Regions from separate parts of the Homo sapiens genome. Here region 1 is linked to region 2. A link is an interaction called in ENCODE POLR2A ChIA-PET data of the cell type or tissue named here. Cell type or tissue: PC-9. All regions are shown on one strand. Each heading gives the region's core, and the rest is flanking DNA. Links, peaks and the distances in the headings are about the cores only. Region 1 holds the start of LINC01978 (long intergenic non-protein coding RNA 1978). Region 2 overlaps CANT1 (calcium activated nucleotidase 1).

Region 1 (5,363 bases), core at 85-5,084, 920 kb after region 2:
CGCCCCTGGGCAAACCACAAATCGGCTTCCTATCTCTATGGATTGGCCCATTCTGGACACCTCAAGTCAATGGAGTCACACAAAGCTCTCTTGGGTGTTCTGAAGCCCCATATGAAACGGCTGTCGGTGAGCTGTGCTTACACCATGCTTCCTTGTTGGTATCTTGTTTTGGGCATGGTTCTGCTTTGGATGGGTCCTCACCGTAAGGCCTGAAGGAGGGGTTATAAAAGGTGAGAGAGAATTTGTATTCCTCTCCCCGGCCACGGTGCTCCCCAAGAAGAACACAGCCATGAGCTCTTCCCCAAGGACAGGAACTCATCTCCTTTTTCCACATGGGCGTTCCCAGCACTGCCAGCATTGGCTGTAAGGGGCTCCACAAACATCGGGGTGACACACACCTCAGGACTGTGGCCTCTCCAGCTGGCTTGGCCTTCCTGTGTGGTGCCGTGGCCCCGCCGACACCAGGGTTGCATCAGGAACTCCTCTCCCAGATCCCAGCACATGTGACCAGGGTGGCCTTTCTGGTGGGAAACCATGATTCTCCCATGATGGAGAGGATGGTCGGAAAGAGCCACCCGGGTGGGGTCACAAAGATGACCATCCCCTGGGAAGGAGGAGTTACTGCCCAATCCAGAGAAAACCAACGTGAACCTGGATAAGGCTGCAAAGTACCGGGACAGCAGCGTCTGTGTGTCTTGTCAACGGATTCTAAAAGGCAGTTCCCAAAATATTCTCAGCCATGGTCAACCACTAAAGCCACTGTGGATTGGCCCAAAATGCCAGCTACCCAGGACTGTGAGGGAAGGGGGGTGTCTGTGGGAAGTGTGGGGCCTCAGGGAGCCTGTGTCCATTTGCCTCTTGTGCACAAGGGTGGGGAGGTGCCACTTCCGGCTGTGGGGCAGAGATGACAGCCTCTCCACTGGACACTGCTCAGGGTCCCTGGAAAGTTCCTTCCCTTGCAAAGTGCTTAGTGTGTTACCAATAGACCCCAGCAAGACATTGACCCAAATGTTGTCCTCTGTGTGTGTACGTGTGTGTGTGCGCATATGTGTGTGCATGTGTGTGTACATGTCTGTGTGTGCGTGTGTGTGCATGTGTGTGCGTGTGTGCATGTGTGTGTGTGTGCATGTACTGCACACCGAGCACCTGCCTGTGGATGGTGTACACACAAACACACCCACCCTGCACAGACACAGAGGCAAGCCGCCATCCACACATCGCGTCACCTCCTCGGTGGAAGGCACAGTAGTGACCCTGGCATTTCGTTTTTCTAGTTTGGTTTTGTCCAAGCTGGCTTGTGAGGTGCAGGTGTCCTCCTGCATCCAGGGCAGGGCAATGTGGTCTGTGGCTGTGGTGGTGTGTGGGGGACAGATGAAGGTGGAAGCTCGCACTGCACCCCACCACTGAGCACCGGATGAGGGCGAAGGGCTGTCCGCCTCACTGGACTCCCCGTGACTGCATCTACCTGCTTGCTCTGGCCAGACCTCCCCACTAGAGCATGGTCCACCCCAATGCCCGCCTCCACCCCTCTCCTTCAGCACAGGCCAAGCCTCCATTCCCCCTCCCAACGTCCACCCTCCCTGGCCTGTGCCACTGCATGGACTCCTGACTTCCTTCCCATCCTTACGGGGTGGTCGGCCTGTGCTGTCTCAGGTCCTGAGCTGCCCCTCCCTTCCCAAGCCATGCACCAGGGTCCAGCCCAGTGAGGCCATGTGGTGAGGGGATGAGCCATGGCCTCCATCAGGACAAGTGGGGCTGTCTCTACAAGAGGGCTTTCCTCTTCCACCAGTCTTGGGTGCCAGGGAGAGAGGCAAATATGGGTAGTGGTGGGTACATTGGCTAGATCAGAGGGGGCTGGCTTCCCAGAAGTTGGGAGGGTCCCTTTTAAAGTCATAGAAAGTCACACACCTGCTTGAGATAACAGTAGCACTTTTGGTACCTGCTAAAGGCAACACTTACTCCCAATCCCACAACGCTGTCAGAGGACTTTGCATTTCATCGCAACAGGATTGAGATGACTGAAAGTTGCTGAGCAAACCTCAGATGAATGAATAATCACAGAAGGGTTACTTGGTGACTTTCACGCAGTGTTTGTGGGCACAGGGTTCCTGAGGTTTTGCAGAACACCCCAGCAAGGATCTTGTTGTGGTGTCGATGGCTGCAGGCCACAGGCTGGGACCCCCTGTCACACAGGGCAAGAGACCTCCCCTGGCAGCCTGTGCTAGCCCCCCAGGCCAGGCCTGCAGGGAAAGGGGGCTAGGGGCTGGAACTGATCTCACGACAGCCTGTCCTCGGCTCCAGCATGTGGCTCCCTGGCTTCTGGCCACGGCTGGCTGGGTCCCCTGTGGCAGGAGCTGGCCATCCTGGAGTTCAAGGGCCCCTGAAGCACTGCCCACGCCTGATCTTCCTCCCCAGTGTTCTCTCCGCTCCAGGGGAAGTGAGACAGCCCAGCCCAGGCAAACAGGTCCAGCTGCAGCTGGCAGCCAGTCCCAAGAACGCTGCCACTCGGCCCTCCCCGCTGACCTCTGCACACCCTCGCCCGGCGCCCTGCCAGGCCTTATTCATGGGCTGGCAGTGCCAGGACCTCTCCCGGAGGCGGGGCAGAGCAGCAGCTTCTCGGCCCTGTGCCGAGCCCAGGCCTGCACCCTAGGCAGGCACTGCTCCGTGATCCAGGAACCACCTCTCTCTACAGCTGGGAGTGAGCAGTCAGAGAGGGAGACAGCCTTGCCCGGTGCTACCCAGCAAGCTAGTCACCGAGTGGGCAGAGGGAGGAGCGGCCCTCACCGGATGTCAAGCAGCCTGGGTCCCCAGTCCAGCTCTGCCTGTCCCTCGCAATAACGCCTCAGGTATGTTACGGACCACTCAGCTTGTTTCCCTGTAAGGAAACGTCCCTTCTCCCTTGAAATATGTCCCTTTCTATCCTCCCGGGGCCCTCGCAGGCCAACAGCCAGGAAGGTTGGAGCTGAGCTGGGCTGGCGGTAGCAACAGCAGCTTTCTCTCCTGCATTGGCTCCAGCAAGTCTTGCTCAGACGTTGGTGGGGTGGGGTGGGGAGGGTCACCGAGGCAGGGAGGAGCCTGGGGGTTGTCCTGTCGTCCTCCTGGGCCCCTAGAGTAGAAAGGGCACGTGAGGACCATCGAGGGTCCGAGGGGCATGGACAGGTGTGAGGGGACTCACGGGGGTGGGTGAGGTGGGGGAAGGAGCTTCCCAGAGCAGCACGGGGGCCCAAGCCCACCCTCCTCGCCACCCCTGCCCCACGAGGCCGTCTGGGTTGGGGATGCCCCAGGGGGGCCTTTGCGCAAACGTCTCCACTGGCAACAGCCGGTCGCTTGGCAACCCGCACGCCCCAGGCCCCTGCGCCCCGGGGAGCCCCGAGTGGGGCGGGGGTGCCCCGCGGCTCAGCGAAGCCCCTCCTGCAGCGGGCAGGGGAGGGGTGCAGGCAGCAAATGGAAAGCGCTCACCCACCCCAGAGCCAGCCGGGAAGTCCTTGCTGGAGCTGCTCTCCGGCACTGGGGCACCTGGGCAGCCATGTGCTGCCACCCAGGAAGGCAGGAGACCCAGGCTGCTCCCCAGGATCCTGGCAAGCCCCTTCCCTTCTGGGACAATAGAGGCAGCAAGGCCTTCTCCGGGGGCTGGGTGAGGAGAGAGGGCCTGCAGGTGTGAGGCATCTGTTGAGGCACAAACCAGAGGCTGTGCTCAGCTCAGCAAAACACAGTGCCTGTGGGTGGTGGGTGGCAGGGTCATTTCAGGTGGGATCCAGGATGTTCAAAGTGACATCCAACTCTGGGCTGGTCCCTCTGGGGTCGGCTGGGGGCTAAGGGCAGCAGCTGGACATGCCTCTTCCTGGACCCTGGGAGCTGGTCGCCTACAGAGCCCAAGCTAGGAGCTGCTGGCAGTCATTGTGACTAGGGGTCCCCCCATGCAGTGCCTGCATTTTAGGGAGACATTAGCCACCCTTGACGCCAGCCTGATTTGGGGTTTAGTCACCACTCAGGGCCATGCATTCCAACCAAAAAGTTACAGGCGTCCCCATCTTAACTAGCACCAAACCCAGCAGTGGGGCCGATGAACTTGGCCAAGCAGCCTGTGCCAGGATCCTGGTAGAAAGTGGGTTTGGGCAGCTGCAGGTGTGAAACATGGCTTAGCTTCTCTCCTGGGACTGGGGCAGGCTCCAGTTCAGCAGCCCACCTGAGGCACCTGCAAACACAGGTGAGCTTTTACACACGCCCAGCCCCCAGAGAAGGCCGGGGAGGCCTTGCCACCTCTGTTTTCTCAGAAGGGAAGGGGCTTGCCAGCATCCTGGGGAGGCGTCTGGGTCTCCTGCCTTCCTGGGTGGCAGCATGTGGCCGCCCAGGTACCCCAGCGCCGGAGAGCAGCTCCAGCAAGGACTTCCCGGCTGGCTCTGGGGCAGGCGAGCATTTCCCCTTTGCCTTTACACACCTGGGCTTCTGCGGTTTCCCAAGGGCTCTGGTGAGGAAACGGGCTTAGGTGCTGAGAGGGGGGCGCATAGGAGTGGGGGCATTTGGCCAGGGTGGCTGAGTCCCAGCGCCACCGTTCCGCACCCGGAAACCTTGGCTGTGATGCTTCTCTGTGGCTTCTAACCTGGAACCCGGGGGACATCCCCTTGCCCCAGTGCCTTCTCAATGCCAACGGTGACCCAGCCTGAGCTCCCCACCTGCCAAGGTCCGAGTTGAGCTCTCAGAACCCTTGGCCTTTCCGCAGGGCCTCCGAGGGCGTCTGGTGGATCCTGTGCGTGCTCTGCGGCACCCCCTCTAGGCTTTCCCCACTCACTGGAGGCCCCAGCCTGGCTTCAGAGGGACTCAGTGGGGCTTGACCACGTCCCAGCTGCGTGACCTTGAGCAGGTTCCTTGACCTCTCTGGGCCTCGGCTTTCTCACTCTGTAAAATGGGCACAAACAAGGCTTTGTGAGGATGAGTGTGGCTGTCGTGCCTGTGAGTGCTTATGTGATTCTCACTCCTGCCCCAGGTCCCCTCCAGCTCCTCCCTTTTGCGGTCCCGAGGTCTAGCCTAAGTCCCCCTTGCTTCTCTTGCAGGGTGTTTATTTCTCTCGGCTTCTTCCTCTCCCTACGCTCTCACTTTGTTTTATTTCATCTCCGTCCCTCTGCCCTCCCCTTTTCGCTATCGGTTTCAATTCTCCGCTGAAACCTCTGAGGAGGCCCTGCCCGCCCCACTGTCCCGCCGGCCCTCCCCGCAGCACCCACCCTGCCCGGCTTCTCCGGGGCTTGCCCTCCTGTAGCCCAGGAGTTGGGGCTGGGGGCGGCTGTGCTGACATCACTGGCGTTTATGCACTGCTCCTTGCCCAACGCAAATCTCATCCTCGTTCTCTCTGAATCAATTCACTTTTA
Region 2 (5,363 bases), core at 33-5,032:
GATTTGGGCTCATCGGAGCCTCCTCGGGGCTGATCCAGAGGAACCCAAGGAAAGGGAACAAACCCCCATTGGATGTGGGGAGGCATCGGCGGGGAGGCTGCCTTGAGGCTGCAAGGAAGAGGAGACAGCGTCTGGGGCCCCAGGCACAGACTCAGTCACTTCCTCCTGAACCTCAGGCACCTAAGGCCTACTCCATCCTGACTAGGGGGAGGCCAAAGTGCTGCTGGCCCTATGTTGGTGTGGAACACCACGGCCCAGCGCCAGGGGTAGGGACAGGGCCTGACCCACCAGTGCAGACAACCGGGCCACAGGCTGGGATGCTAGGAGGCCAGCTGCCAGGGCGAGTGGGGCAGGAAAGAGAAAACAGCTCATTTGCCGCCAGAATCCACTGGCCTGAGGGAAGCCACCATCAGAGGCAACCAAAATCACTAAAATCAAGCAAGAAACGGCCTTGGAGGCTGGGTGTGGTGGCTCGCGCCCGTAATGCCAGCACTTTGGGAGGCCGAGGCAGGTGGATCACCAGATCACCCGAAGTCAGGAGTTCGAGACCATCCTGGGCAACATGGTGAAACCCTGTCTCCACTAAAAATACAATTAGCTGGGCGTGGTGGTGCACACCTGTAGTCCCAGCTACTGGGGAGGCTGAGGCAGAAAAATCGTTTGAACCCAGGAGGTGGAGGTTGCAGTGAGCTGAGATCGTGCCACTGCACTCTAACCGGGGTGACAGAGCAAGACTATGTCTAAAATAAAAAACGGTTTTGGAGGCAAATGCAGGAGGAAGCAGGTTCCCAGCGACTGGGCTGTGGAAGCCACACTGTGGGCTGGGGCAGGCGTCTCTTACCTGGCGGCTGGATGCCGGCAGCAGCCCGCAGGGCGTTGTAGTTGGACACCCAGTTCTCGTGGTCCACGCTGCCCTTGTAGCCCACCACCTTCACCCACTCCGGGTTCTCGTTCACCACATCACCCGTAGTGGTCGTCCACTCCTTGCCCAGGCCGCCCACGTACAGACGCTCGTCCTTCACTGCCAGCCATTCGGCCTTGAAGCCTGGCCAAGCAGAGTGTCCTTAGGCCCCGCACCCAGCTCCCGCCGCACCCCTGCACCTGGCTCCCACCCGGCCCCGCACCTGTCCTTAGACCCCGCACCTGACTCCCGCCCGGCTCCACACCTGCCTCCCCTCCGGCCCGCACCTGGCTCCCGCCCAGGGCCGGCCGGCTGCCCTCCCCTCAGCTCCTGAAGGTTCAGTGACCACTCTCAAGTCTCCTCTGATCCCCAACTCCCCGCTCCTCAAGCTGTAACCCCAACCTTAGGATTATCCTTAAAGGCTAGAAAAGCTGAAAAGTGACAGCACTCTGAAGGGGCACGTGTGTCCCAGGGGAGTGCGGGTGCTGCCCTCGGCCACACCTGAGGTCTCACCGAGCATCACTCTAACTCCAGTGGCCGGAGAGGGGCTTGGTGCTGGGGCTCCCAGTCTTCCTTTCAATGGATTTGTTCAGAAGCTGTTTTTGCTTTTTTTAAACTGATTTATTTAAAATAAGCCTAACTTTGAAGGCTGCCACAGTTCAGGCTGTGTGGGAGCCTGTGTTCTACCGTGTATTCTTATCATCCCTACACCCTGGTGTTCTAACTTCTGTTTGCTTTCCCCAAATTTTGCCAGCTTCTTGCCCCTGAGAGCTGGAGCTGTGCCCTCTGAACTGCCCGAGACTGTAGTAGCTTCTCTGCAGGGCCCTGGAGGGACCTGCGGTCTCCTGGTCTGCTTGTGCGATGAGACATTCTCCATGCCAGGGTCTTCCATCCCTCCCGGATGACCTGAGTACAGCCCAACCCCAGAGCTCCCTGTACCCCGCTTTCCTCCCTATCCAAGGGAAGGACAGAACTACACTAGGGTTGCCTAAAACCCTGACAAGTGCGAGGCAGGAAGTAGGCGACCAACGCCTCAGTTGATACCTCAGGTGAGGTCCGTCCCCTGCCCAGCCCTGGGCAAACACTGAAGATTTTATCACCGGGTGTGGGGAGGGCCTGGCCGGCCATGAACTGTGTGGGCCGTTGTTTAGTGCAGTTCCTCCTTGACCTCAGAAAGCCTGCGGTGGCATTTAGCTTTCTAGAAGGTGGGGATCCACCGCCAGCTCAGACAAACGGAGCTCAGAGGAGCTGGCAGCTCCTCTGCCAGCGTCCTTGGCACCTCCCCAGCTCCTCTCTGGAGGAAGACACTGGCCACCGTGCCTCCCCAAAGCCTGTCCCTGCCCTGTGGAAGCAGCACCTCCTTTCTGGTGAACAAAAAGGCTGGCATCAGGCTCCACTCCAGGGGGGTTGGCACAGCTCACACATGCCCTCCCCCTGCTGGGGTTCAGGGAGAGGAGGGCTGGGCAGCAGTTTACCCTTCAGTAACATGAAACCAAAGTCTGGGTTTTGAGTGAGAACCATCTGTCCCCATGGCTTTCAGGGCAAGGCTCCTGGTAGGCACATCCTAGCGTGGTCTTGAGAACCTTTGAAGGTGTAAAAAGGGCGTGTTCCCAGAGGCTCCGAGAGCAGCAGCGGATACAGCCGAAAACATCTTGGAGAGATTCCCCACGTCTCCCACAGGCCTCTAGCGATAAGCTCTTCCTCCTAGAAACTGCTCAGTGTGAAGTGACAGTAGGCTATGCTCCTGGCTAAGGGTAAGGGGGCCGCAGGTCAGAGCAAGAGGGAGACGTGCTCCCTCACCACATCCCTGGCTTCTAGGTGTGTGAATTCTTTACCATGTGCCTGTGTTTGCCAGCCAGGCCCTGAGCTCCCACTCCCCACCCACACCTCCATAAAACCTCAGGGTCCAGTTACCTTTCTCCACGGTGCCGTCGCCGTCGGACAGAATCACCCAGGGCACGGCTTTGCTGCCTTCGATCTGGTAGACGACCCCCGTCCGGTCATCCACGGAGTAGAGTTTCCCATTGAAAACAATCAGGTCGGATAGCTCCATGCCTCTCCCCTTCTCCGCCAGGTGGGACTCCAGGACCCCATGGTCTTTGTCCCATTCCACGGCCACCTTGTCCCCACTGTCTGACAGGGTCAGGTAGCCCTTTTTCAGGTAACTGAACCAGGTGTTTTCCTCTTGGGCCCTTGACTCTGTGTCCAGGTCTGCGATAACTGCGATTCGATACCGAATCCCAGCCGGTGTCCTTTGTGGGGGAGACAGGGGGTAGGTGTCATTGTACCAGTTGGCGGGCGCCTGGCCGAGCCTCCAGTTGTGTGCATTGTGGGTGGGGGGCCTGCCGGGGGCCGGGCGGTGGGAGCAGAGCAGCCAGAGGATGGCAGCACCCACAAAGAACGTCAGGATCACCTTCCAGCGGGGGCGGAAGCGGGGGTCCGCGGCCTTGGTCATGGACGCCAGCACAGGAAGGCCCCCCACACTGATCCGGAGGGAGTGCATAGACTCATTCCATTCCGGGTGCTCAGACAGCTGCACGGGCATCAGCGTGACAGACAGGCGGGACCTGCACAGCCAGGGAGGGAGGAGAGGAGTCAGCGCCTCCGCAAGCCCAGTCACATCTTAGTTCCGGAAGCTGCAGGCGCTGGAGGCTGACTTTTCCAGAAGAAACAGTATTTCACTACTCTGTGGCCATTCTTACTCCCTTGGCTTAATGAATTCCCGACTCTAGATTCCCGACTCTAGCAGTATCTTTGCTTACTTTCATTCGGCAAGACGTGAAGTCTTTCCACAGCAAAATTACTCCATCTCCCCTGTCCCAGCTGGCAACGTGGGAAGCTGAGTGAGGAAGGAAGTTCCATGCAGGCTGGTGCTCTGTGGTCCCTCTAAAGAGAGAAGCGCAGGAGAGTCAGGTGGGAGGGGAAGGCTGACGGGGTGAAGTGGGATAGGATCATAGACAGGGTACAGGTCTGTATTTTACTCAAATGCCACCTCATCCAGGAAGCCCTCCCTGACTGCCCTGCTGCAGACATCACCCTCCGTCCCTGGGTCCTTGGCCCTTGTCCCCACCTGACGTTAGAGTATTGTATACAGTTATCGGTTTGTTTGTTTCTGTCTCCACCTCTGTATCCTGGCTCCTAGAACAGTGCCTGGCCTGGAGCAGACAGATGTGCAGTAAAGGAGTCTCCACTTCCTCTGGGTTAGGCTCCTGCAGCATTGGAATACCAAACACATCCAAACCAAATAAAAACACTCCTTCTTTTTCGTATCTGTTGTTGTTTTTGGCAGTGTCTGTCCCCTGGCGCCTTTCTATTAATGCAAATGACTGCAGGGACCAGAGTCTGCGCTGCCCTGACTGCCTGGAGGCCAGCGTGTCTGTGCCTTGGCGCCAAAGAACTGCTCGGCTCACTGCGGGGCCTGGCTCGGCCGCAGGCCTCTCCCAGCTCACCCTCCACCCCAGGCGTGGCTCTGTGGCAGAGCCCCAGGGTCAGGGTGCTGGTGGCGGCCAGGAACTGCAGCCCTTCACTGCTGTCGCCAAGCCCACTTCCCGGGCATACAGCATGATGGCTCAGTGCAGCCATGGGGCACCAGGCCCACGTCTGCGCCGCCTTGGTGAGAGCTGCCTGTCTCTGGACAGCCGCCAAGTGCCACAGTGGGGCGTGGGGAGACAGCTCCCGGTGCTTCGATCGAGAACACTGGCCCTGGGCAGAGGTTCCATATCTCTGCCCTCCAACTATAGCTCAGTGAATCCCGGCCTGAGAAGCTTCCCTGGCTGGGTCCTCCTTGAGAAAACAACAAAGCAGCAAACATGTGCCTTTATGGGCAGACGCTGTCCTCCCTGCCAGGGCGCCTGGGAAGGGCTTGGGGACTCCAGTGGCTCCGTGCAATTCTGGGCCCCAAATATGTGGACCACGAGGCCCTGGTGCACGGCAGCCAGCAACAGACACCCCCACCAGAGACACCCCCTTCTCCACGCCGCAGCCTGCTGGGCTGAGAAGATACAAAAACAGGGTGACAATTCCACATGGAACTTTCGGACAGTCCTAGGTTTTAGCCCCAGGGTGAGGTTCAAGGAGTGAACAAGGCACATACGTGGAACCTGCTGCTCAGAGTGATCCTCCTAACAGCACAGGGGGGCTGCCAGCAGTTCCTCCAGGCCCGCAGGGAAGACTCCATGCTCCCTTTAAGGGGCAGGCCTCTCAGGACCCCCTGAGGTGGTCACAGGGCTGATCACCGGGGCCTTCCCGGCAGCAGGGCTGGGGTTCCCCGTGCTGGACATCCTCCTCTGACTGCATCCAGGCCCTGCCCCTTTTCTAGTCCCAAGGCCTCAAAACCCCAGCCAGGCCCAAGAAGTCTCCACTGAGCTCGAATTACTCTATCTTACCTGCTATGCCAATCCCGCCTACATTTCTTTTTTTGTTTTTCTGAGATAGGGCCTCGCTCTGTTGCCCAGGCAACAGT

What was found. ChIA-PET counts read pairs that join two places held together with the same protein. Peaks named below come from ENCODE experiments on the same cell type or tissue, not always from the same donor. Only the 100,000 strongest peaks of a DNase experiment are listed, where the experiment ranks them.
Region 1: POLR2A ChIA-PET joins it to region 2 with 14 read pairs; 2 of 35 experiments call an interaction of 5 or more read pairs at or near these places.

The regions. Positions count from the first base shown.
Region 1 is chr17:79,916,731-79,922,093 of GRCh38, forward strand. LINC01979 (long intergenic non-protein coding RNA 1979) reads right to left here. Exons shown (of 6, transcript NR_110850.1): 3 at 5,220-5,363; 4 at 4,674-4,896; 5 at 1-3,106. It overlaps LINC01978 (long intergenic non-protein coding RNA 1978), which reads left to right and starts at 2,627. Exons shown (of 2, transcript NR_110851.1): 1 at 2,627-2,846. In PC-9, for the core only: no CTCF peak of the experiment used is centred there; a DNase peak (open chromatin) is centred at 2,541.
Region 2 is chr17:78,994,177-78,999,539 of GRCh38, forward strand. CANT1 (calcium activated nucleotidase 1) reads right to left here. Exons shown (of 5, transcript NM_001159773.2): 2 at 3,664-3,787; 3 at 2,816-3,468; 4 at 842-1,045. The coding sequence starts at 3,446. Among named protein-coding and RNA genes, the nearest start is that of CANT1, 13 kb to the right of the region's middle. In PC-9, for the core only: no CTCF peak of the experiment used is centred there; a DNase peak (open chromatin) is centred at 2,065; H3K27ac peaks cover 1,977 bases.